2 separate regions of the Homo sapiens genome follow, and region 1 is linked to region 2. Evidence: read pairs that join two places in POLR2A ChIA-PET (ENCODE). Cell type or tissue: endothelial cell of umbilical vein. All regions are shown on one strand. Links, peaks and the distances in the headings refer to the core of each region. The heading gives the core; the rest is flanking DNA.

What was found. Peaks named below come from ENCODE experiments on the same cell type or tissue, not always from the same donor. Only the 100,000 strongest peaks of a DNase experiment are listed, where the experiment ranks them.
Region 1: POLR2A ChIA-PET joins it to region 2 with 11 read pairs; 1 of 35 experiments calls an interaction of 5 or more read pairs at or near these places.

The regions. Positions count from the first base shown.
Region 1 is chr7:102,875,922-102,881,251 of GRCh38, reverse strand. It overlaps FBXL13 (F-box and leucine rich repeat protein 13), which reads left to right. Exons shown (of 21, transcript NM_001394494.2): 16 at 2,802-2,921; 17 at 3,659-3,785. Among named protein-coding and RNA genes, the nearest start is that of LRRC17, 34 kb to the left of the region's middle. RefSeq lists an enhancer at 4,497-5,330. In endothelial cell of umbilical vein, for the core only: no CTCF peak of the experiment used is centred there; no DNase peak of the experiment used is centred there; H3K27ac peaks cover 1,441 bases.
Region 2 is chr7:102,788,659-102,793,988 of GRCh38, reverse strand. The region is part of intron 7 of FAM185A (family with sequence similarity 185 member A); the gene reads right to left. Among named protein-coding and RNA genes, the nearest start is that of FAM185A, 42 kb to the right of the region's middle. In endothelial cell of umbilical vein, for the core only: no CTCF peak of the experiment used is centred there; a DNase peak (open chromatin) is centred at 2,441.

The sequences.
Region 1 (5,330 bases), core at 57-5,056, 87 kb before region 2:
CTGGTCTTGAACTCCTGACCTCAGGTGACCCACCTGCCTCGGCCTCCCAAAGTGCTGGGATTACAGGCGTGAGCCACTGCGCCTTGCCTAATTAATCTTAAATGGAAGTTTTCTGCCTCCAGAAGTAGAGGTGACAAGACACTTCAAAGGGCTCTGCCAAAAATATTCAGATCCGTGATTAAATATATTTTCAATATACTGCTGAGCTCACAAAGAGTAAGAGAAATATCCAGTAGCCTTGAATCCCCTCATTCTTTTCTACTCTCTCAATGAACAAATTCCTTGAGATGAATAGTGAATAGCCAGCAAACACAAAAGGTTGAGCAGCTCTGAGCACAAATTTTATGACAACAATTGCCTTTGAGAGAATCAGCTCTGAGCAAGACTCAAAGTAGGGAGGCAGAACCTGAGACTTCTGTAGGGTTTGTACCTCTTTAAGGGGGCAGAGTGGTCTCAGGTAGGTAGTTCCTGAGCTCCTGGAAGAAGTTAGCACAAAGCTTCTCAGGCTAGAGATTAAGATCAAATAAATAGGTGCTCAAAGTCAAAGATTGTCAAAATGCACAAAGATATAAGTCACCATGAGAAAGAGTCACAGAAACAGCAAGATACATTTGACCTTCAGGTAATTCAGATACAGGAATTGTCAGACATGGATTGTTAAGTAAACATGTATGAAATGTTTGAAGAAATAAAAAATGGGATCAGAAATATGAGCAGACAACCAAACATAATAAAACAATTAGATTTATCTGGGAAAAAAACCTAACTTTTAGAAACAAATGATGTAATATAGTTATTGAAATAAACAATGGAATGCTGATCAGCAGATTAGAACTCACAGAGGAGAGAAGTATAGAGCTGGGAGATCATTCTGAAGAAATGACAACAGAGGGAGGATGAAAAAGTATAACATATAGGGTAAAAAGATTAAGCTTAATTTCAGAGTTTTAAGATTTTAATATGTACATATAAGAGTTAAACCTAAAATAGTAAGTTGGGTAGTTAAAGAATTTTTGTTTTTCTCAAACACACATCAATCCTTTAAAAAATCATGCATGGACAAAATTTAAAAGCAAGTTCCAGCAACTTTCAAACTATTTTTATCAACAAATGGTATTCTCTCTCTACAAAGCAATGGGAATCAGCAACAAAAAGATAAATTAAAAATACATATTTAAAAGAATTTAAAAGTAAAAATCCTAAGGTGTCAGAATCACCTGAGGAGCTGAATAAAACTATAGATGCCCGTCGGGCGTGGTGGCTCACGCCTGTAATCCCAGCACTTTGGGAGGCCCAGGTGGGCGGATCACGAGGTCAGGAGATCGAGACCATCCTGGCTAACATGGTGAAACCCCGTCTCTACTAAAAATACACAGAATTAGCCAGGCATGGTGGCAGTCGCCTGTAGTCCTAGCTACTCGGGAGGCTGAGGCAGGAGAATGGTGTGAACCCAGGAGGCAGAGCTTGTAGTGAGCTGAGATCGTGCCACTGCACTCCAGCCTGGGCGACAGAGAGAGACTTGGTCTCAAAAACAAACAAACAAACATACAAAAAAAACTATAGATGCCCAAGCCCCACTTCAGAGCTATTGAGTCTGAATCTTTAGGGATGAAACCCCAGCTTGTGTATTAAAAAACAAACAAACAAACAAAAAAACAGCATGGATACTTTTGATATCCAGGTTTGGCCCTAAATGTATTAACCAATTAATTTGGATCATTACCTCAATAATCTTTTCCATTCACTTTTAATCCTTTCTTGACTATAATATGAATTTCTACACACACACACACACACACACACACACACACATCCTTAACTGCTTTCCTAGGTGCTGGCACACTCCCCCTCTTATAGGTGGAAGGTTGATGGGCACACAGGCATCGCATCCACCTACTATGGCTCATTCAGCTGAAACAGGATATCTTTTGCCTTAACTGCTCAGTTCTTTGCAAATCTGAACAAACGGAGGGTGTAAACGGATGTCAGCAATCAGTATGTTTTGCTCCCAGTGTTCTTCCCATCTGTACGCCCACCTGTAGAGCTGTTGTGAAACTGCCTCTTAGGATTGCAATGGTGGAAACTCCTGTCCTGCTTTATTTGCTGAAATGCTTCTTAGAAGGATCTGGTGGTTCTCAATTGGAATTAGAAATGAAGATCCCAATGGAAGACAGGGAACTGATGGGCCAAACAGACATCCAGCCATTTATAAAGCAAGATCAACATGGTAGGGTTATGGCACTGACACACAGAAGAAGTTTCTGATTAGGATAGTTTGGGAAGGCTGAGGTCAAGGTCTTCTTCCAGCATCAGGTTTTCTCTGATTCAGAAGGAAAGAAGCCAAAGGGCTCATATTGGGTTTCCTATCCAGCAAATTGACCTTGTATTTAGTGAAAATTCCTCCAAAATCATGGCAGTAGTTTGACTCTTAGTCTTGGTTCTCACTCTCCTAAGTTTTGATCTTTTTCTTTTGCAGGAAATGGTATCAGGGACTACTTAACTTGATCACTTTTTAACCCAAGAGAAAAAGACCTTGAGGGCCATCTGTCTTATTAAAAATTATGAACAAAGGAACAGAAATAACATTTTAATTAATACTTCTCCCATTCCTCTCATTTATACATTTTATTACATTAAAATCTATATAATCAAATTTGGTTTTAAAATATTGACAAAATACCAGTATATAGATATTACCTTGCTATTTTAGAAATATATTGGGTATGGTAGCTATTACTTTAATACTATTCTATATGTTTATATATAGAATCACATGTAAAATTTTTCTCTCTTTCCTACAGAATTGGTGATATGGGACTAAAGCAATTTCTTGATGGTCCTGCAAGCATGAGGATAAGAGAGCTAAATTTAAGCAACTGTGTGCGGCTAAGTGATGCCTCTGTTATGAAACTATCTGAGCGGTATGATAAAACAGTCTTTTACATCATATCATTAGTATTGTATATTTGATAATAGGAGACATGAGACACCTAAAAGCAAAGATTTCATGACATTTGGGGGAACATCAGAGATGCCCAGAAGCTGGTTAAATGTTCAGTGAAACCATGTGAAAGACATTGAAGTCATAGATTGGACCAATTTTTAAATTATATTATTATATTTAAATTACATCTGAGGGAGTCGTTCCTGAAATGATGAATATCTAGATATGGGTGGCTTCCCTGTACTTTTTCAAGGAGATTTTCTCTAATCTCCCTTTTCCAGGAGATTATCTTTACTCCAGCATTTCCCAAGGGGTGTTCTGGCTGGTTTATTCTTGACTCCCCTCTTGTCAGAGGTCTTGTACAATTCCTGTAGCAAACTTGTAAGGGATAAGTAGGGTTCTTAACTTGCACTTTTAGTGGTCATTCACTATGGTACTTACATGATAGTTTTTGATATGTGACATATTTTTTCCTTATTAGAAATTGTAATACGAAACTAAATTACAGAAAGAAAGTCATATAATAATCTACTGCCCTTTCATGCAACTTTGTAATGTCAAATTACTTTCTACTTTTAGTCTTACTTTTATGTTGAGTAAAGGAAAATCTTTGCTTCAATACCATTTGTTTTCCCAAGATAGTTTTTATATGAAGAAATTGCTTACTGACAATATGATTGACAGCTAAAATTAATCCATGCTACTTTCTTTTAGCTGCCCTAATTTAAACTACTTGAGTTTACGAAATTGTGAACATTTGACTGCCCAAGGAATTGGATATATTGTAAACATCTTTTCCTTGGTATCAATAGATCTCTCTGGAACAGACATCTCTAATGAGGTAAAAAAATTCAAAACAGTACAATGACTTTTATTGTTTTCTATAATACAATTATTTGCTATTTTGTAAATAATGGAGAGAACAATAATATGTTTTATTTGTTATTCTATTATAAAAGTTAAGTTTAGGGATATTGTTTCTAGAAGGGTGATAGAAAAGTTTCTTTGAATCAACAGTCATGTTTCTCTGTTTAAAAAATAGCAAAATACAGTATTTTGGGGAAAGTCATGACAGATAAGAGTATGTCATGATAATTTGAGATTTGTTTCATTACAGAAGTTTGGTCAGTATGGAGATAATATATGTTAGATGGCTTAACTATATTTTTCTTACGGATTGCACATTTTATGAGACTACCCGAATGCCTTGAGATCTAAGTCTTTAGTTCAAGACTAAACTCTAGAAATGGCCTCAACAAATCTACAAAAGGATATGGAATTCATTTCCTGCAAGCTGCTGATTGTATTCATCAGGGTTGAGACTCAGGCCACATCCATCTTATCCCTCTGGGACTGCCCCATTTACTAATCAAAAGGAGGATAACCCTGAGAGATTTGCCATGTTTCTGAAAGAACTATGGGCTATAGTTATACAAGGAATATATGGACTTCTCTTGAAAATCATGCATTTGGAGGGATATAGGAAGACAATATCTTATATCCTATATCCTTCCTATATAGGAGGGATATAGGAAGATATAGGGAGGTAAGGATCCCTCCTCCATCTGCTTGCTAAATCCCTATTCATCCCTGAAATATCAACTGTCTATGAGGGCCTTCTCTGAGAAGCCCTACCTTGCAGGCAAGCACTGGAATTTCTCTGCTTGCATCTCCAGCCCCAGTGTATCCTTTAACATGAACCGTTTCTATTTCTCACTGCATTGCAGACATCTGTTATGTGTTTATCCTTCGTCAACATTCGGTGGGGTCTTTTAAATGAAGGACTAGATCTGTTCATTGGTCTAGGTTCTTTCCTTTCTTTATCTATGAATGAACTTGGATTCAGCCTCCTTTCTGCTAGATGACCTCCTCTTCCCTTCCATATCGTCCATGAGTGATGTGAGATTGTGGGTAGGAAGCAGTACCATGGAGTCAACTCATTATGGCAGGGTCAGTGTCTGGTCTTCTCAATGTTGTCTTCTGTCCAAGCTGGAATTCACTGAGATGTACGAGGGCCCATTTGGTGTTTAGTTTCCCGTCCAGGTGGATCCCTGATGTCTCTTCCTTGTTCCAACTCCAAGGCCCCTTCAAGTCTTCAGGTTTCCCTGTCGTGTCTGCCTTGCTCTGGGCTCCTCTGGGTCTTCCTGGGTCATGGAGATCCTGTGAGGCTGTCTTAGGTCCACAGTCCTAGACACCTGCTGGAGACATTTTCTTGCTCCCACATCATGAATGTGTTTGCCCTCAAACTCATGACTCACCCTCCCCTTGCTCTGCTACAGGGTGACTCACACAAGTCAACTAGATTCCATGTTAGGGTTGGTGCTTGTGAGACATTTCTGAGTGATTACAGGGCCAGTAGAAGGGACATTCCAGGGTTTTCCTCTAC
Region 2 (5,330 bases), core at 84-5,083:
GGCTCACTGCAATCTCTGCCTCCTGGGTTCAAGCAATTCTCCCTGCCTTAGCCTCCCGAGTAGCTGGGATTTCAGGCACCCGCCACCACGCCCAGCTAATTTTTGTATGTTTAGTAGAGACAGGGTTTCGCCATGTTGGCCAGGCTGGTCTCTAACTCCTGACCTTAGGTGATCCACCCACCTCGGCTTCCCAAAGTGCTGGGATTACAGGCGTGAGCGACCGTGCCCGGCCGGGCTTTTACATTTTTAAAGGGTTATTTAAAAACAAAAAAATATATGCAACAGAGTCCATATGTAATCTGCTAAGTCTAACATATTTACTATATGGTGTTTACAGATAAAGTTTGCAGATGAATGGAAAGAAAACCTGATCTTCTTTTTTGGGGCAAACATTAACAACATTGACATCTGATTACCCATGATACTCTCAAGATCTTATTCTTTAACAAAAAGGTGGGGAAATAAAAACACCATAAAAGCGGCCGGATGCAGTGGCTCACGCCTGTAATCCCAGCACTTTGGGAGGCCGAGGTGGGCGGATCACGAGGTCAGGAGGTGAGACCAGCCTGGCCAATATGGTGAAACCCTGTCTCTACTAAAAATACAAAAATTAGCCGGGCATGGTGGCGGGCGCCTGTAGTCCCAGCTACTCAGGAGGCTGAGGCAGAAGAACCCCTGGAACCCGGGAGGCAGAGGTTGCAGTGAGCCGAGATGGTGCCACTGCACTCCAGCCTGGGTGATAGAGAGAGACTCCGTCTCAAAAAACAACAACAACAACAAAAAAAAAACACCATAAAAGCACTATGACGTGAAAACAGTTCCTACATTAACTCCCTGTCAAAGTATTTTTAAGCAGATACCTATAAGCCTTAGAGCATTCTTCATTCTGTTATTGAATTTCTTCCATCTGGTCCTGAAATATATATACATTGCTGACAAATTCATGTGCTCTAAGCTTTGAAAAACCAAAAACTTTAGTGGGTTCTAAAATCAGAGCTATTTCCAAGAGTTAGTCATATCAAAAGACTGGATTTTTCCCGATTTGGAGAGAAAACAGTGTCTCTAGATTTTTAAAGTGGCATCTTATGAGCTTAGTCCCATTTCAACCTCTTCCAACCCATGAACGAGTATTCCACTATAAATAACAATTCCATTGTATGTTATTACCCTCTGTCCTTTAGACAAGCTAAGAACTCTTTTCTGACTTGGTGGTTTATTTTTATCCCAAATGAATTTATGTTGTATATGCTTTATATTTCCAGTTTTACTAAAATGAGGTAAACCCAGTAGTGCTAGCTTCCCTACTATCCAGACAATGACAAACACCAATCCGTTCACTGGCAACGCACTTTACCTCTAATATTCTTTGAACATTTAAACATCTAAATTGTGGAGTTGTAAAGACCAAAGGACTTTGTACAACATGCATACCTGGGCTTGGAGACTTGATGTTTACCACAGTCAAGTTTCATATCTAAGTTGATGAACCAAGTCTAAAACCTAATAGAGAAGCCAACTTATTAGAAGCATCTTACCTAAGCCACTCACAACATGTTAAATTTGCCACACATGGGTAGAGGACAAAACTTAGAATCAAGACTCTCATGAAGATTATAGAATGCAGCCCCAATACACACTTGTGCATAGCTTTTTAGTAGGTAAATGTTTCAGCCTGAGAGTCTCAGGTTTCCTTTTGACCTCAGAATAGCACATAATACGTGTAAATCATGGTAGGAATTATACACCTGAGTTATTTATCAGTGACAGCAATAGCAAAGGAAACCATGGAGCAGGAAATCAAATAAAATTATAGAGCTGACACATCAAAACCCTGTGGGAAGCTGGAACCTAAGGGAATAATTTTACTGGCATGGCTTCTTGCAGAGATTATCCAGAAGTCATGCTGCAGATAAAATCCAGGCTTTTAGCAATAAGAGTATTTCTATTTTTATCCCTCATGGGCTCTATGAGGAAGGCCAAGATGAGCTGAGCTCAGCTGCCTATAATAATAGCTCACATATAAAGCTGCTCATTATTTCCAAAATTTGGTTTCAGATTGGAAATCTCCACAGAAAAAAGCAATCTGCCCTGATTTTCTAGGCCTCTTAAATTATTTCATCCAGTTGATACATAAGGCCTGTGGCTGACTGGGTACCAAACAGTTTTAAAACCAAAATGAAATATGGAAGTTTCTCTTAAACCCAATCACCTGTTCATACTCACAGCTCCCTCCAGAGACTGCTGCTCTCTTCACCTGAGGTCCATTATTACTTTAATGGATTTAATTTGCTATCAGAGACAACATACAGATCCATCTGGGGACCAACCTCATAGGGTAGTCTGTGCTACTCTGCAAAACGATGCTTGATCAGTACCTAGATTCTTCCACTGTGAACAGGAAATAAACTCATCATTCTGCGATTTGGCCCTTCCTGGTTCAGGAGGTGGGGCCGGAGTATAAGCCATAATAACAAGTAACACACAAAAAGAACTCAATAGGCTAAGGCGCTTCATAATAACCAATGAGGTAAGCATGCATCTTCCTCATAGCATTCATTCGTCTTTATATTCAAGCAAAAGTTACTGAAGGCCTATTTATTTGCTGAGTTTAAGATAGCTCACTATGGAGTCCAGGCCCCTGTACTCCTTCTGCTGAATTACTGCAGTAACCTCCTAAAAAGCAAAAGTTGTTTTTTTCTCCTTCATCCACCATTGTTCTTTCTCATCTATCCCCACTCAACATTCAGAGTGATCTTTCTAACACAAAAATCTGATTATGTGAACCCCAAGTTAAAACCTTCCAAGGGCTTCCCAATGCTCTTAATATAAAATCCAAACTGTCCCATATGATCTGACCTCTCCCAAACTCTCCAGCCTACTTTTATGCCACTTTCCCCTTTACTCTCTATACTTTGGCCATATTTGACTTCTCTCACTTCCTCACCCCTGTGTTCTCACAGTACAATGTACATACGTTTATAACATTGATCCCACTGTACTGTATTCTCTGGTTTGCCTTTCCTCACTAGAATGTAAGCTCCTCAGAAGGCAGTGAGACCATGCTTTATATTACCCTTGCACTCCTAGTTTCCGGCAGTGTTGACTCAAACATTTGTTGAGTAACTGAGCAAATAAAGAAAAATAGAAAAGACAGGAGAAGGAGGAGGTAGGCTAGGGGAAGATAATTTTGTTTTTAAACATTAAGTTTTAGGTGGCACTGGTTTAGTGGAATAGAAATGCACAAGAACAATAGAGATCAGGTCTGCATGTATTGACTTGGAAGTTATGTACATAGAAATAATGACTGAAGTCGTGAGAATAGTTTTAAAACTAAATCTAAATTTTAGAAAGGCATATGATTCTATGAATAAATGAATAAAAATATGACAAAATAGCTTTAGCTTATAATTCAAACATGCTTACATATGCAAATAATTTTGGTTATGCTATGATTCAGAGCACAGTTAAACAAACTTTATTATTGTTTTAGATTATTGGGACCAAAAATAGGTAACTCTCTTGGCTCCTTATCAAATTCAAGCATTAGATCACAAGTTGATTCTCACTATATTTGATATCCAGTCACACACTGCATAATTATGTTTCAGTCAACGATGAACTACAGAAATGATGGTTGTCCCATAAGATTATAATAGAGGTAAAAAACTCCTATCACCTAGTGACTTCGTAGCCATCCTAATGGTTGTTTAAATGCAACGCACTACCTGCATTTGTGGTGATGCTGGTGTAAACAAACCCACTCCACTGTCATAAAAAAGTATAGCACATATGTTATGTGTAGTTCATAATACTTGATAATGAGAATAAATGACTGTGTTACTGATTTATGTATTTACTATACTTTTTATCGTTAGAGTGTATATCTTCTGCTTATTAAAAAAAAAAATAGTTACGATACAACAGCCTCAGGTAAGTCCTTCAGGAAGTATTCCAGAAGAAGGCATTATCATCACAGGAGATGACAGCTCCACGTGTGTTATTTCCCCTGAAGGCCTTTCAGTGGGACAAGATGTGGAGGTGAAAGTGATACTGACATTCTTTACCCAGTAAAAGCCTAGACTAATGTGTGTGTTTGTGTCTTCGTTTTTAACAAAGTTTAAAAAGTAAAATTAAAAAAAATTAACAATTTTAAAAACAGAAAAAAGCTTACAGAATAAAGATAGACAAGTATATCTCTACAGCTGTAAAGTGTGTTTGTGTTTCAAGCTAAGTATTATTACAAAAGAGTCAAAAAGTTTTTTATTTTATTTTATTTTTTTCTGAGAGGGAGTCTCGCTCTTGCTCAGACTGGAGGGCAGTGGCGCGATCTTGGCTCATTGCACCCTCTGCCTCCTGGGTTCAAGGGATTCTTTTTCCTCAGCCTCCTGAGTAGCTGAGATTACAGGCGCCCGCCACCACGCCCGGCTAATTTTTGTATTTTAGTAGAAATGGGGGTTTCACTATGTTGGTCACGCTGGTCTCGAACTCCTGACCTCAAACGATCTGCCCGCCTTGGCCTCCCAAAGTGCTGGGATTACAGGCGTAAGCCACCATGCCCAGCCTCAAAAAATTTTTTAAAATGTAAGTTTATAAAGTAAAAATGTTCTTTGGGAAGTTGAGGCGGGAGGATCACTTAAGGCCAGGAGCTGAAGACAAGCCTGGGAAACATAGCAAGGCCTTGTGTCTGCTAAAAACTTTTTAAAAATTAGCTGAGAACGGTAGTACACACCTATAACCTAGCTACTAGGGAGGCTGAGGCAGAAGGATCACTTGAGCCCAGAGTTTGAGTTTATAGTGAGCTATAATTGCACTCCGGTCTATGCAACAGAGAAAGCAGCTATCTCTAGAATAAATAAAGTAAAAAAGTTACAGTAAACTAAGGCTAATTTATTATTGAAGAAACTTAAAAATAAATTTAGTGTAGCCTAACTGTACAGTGTTTATAAAGTCTATAGTAGTAATGTCCTAGGCCTTCACATGCACTCACCACTCATCATACTGACTCACTCAGAGCAACTACCAGTCCTACAAGCTCCACTTATGGTAAGTGCCCTATACAGGCGTACCATGTTTTATCTTTTATGCCATATTTTTACTGTACCTTTTCTATATATAGATATACAAATACCATTGTGTTACAATTCCCTGCAGTTTTCAGTACAGTAGCCTGCTGTACAGGGTGTAGCCTAGGAATAATAGGCTACTACACAGCCTCGGTGTATAGTAGGCTGTACCATCTAGGTTTGTATAAGTTCACTCTGTAATGTTCACATGACAACAAAATTGCCTAATAACACATTTCTCAGAATGTATCTCTGTCATTAAGTGAT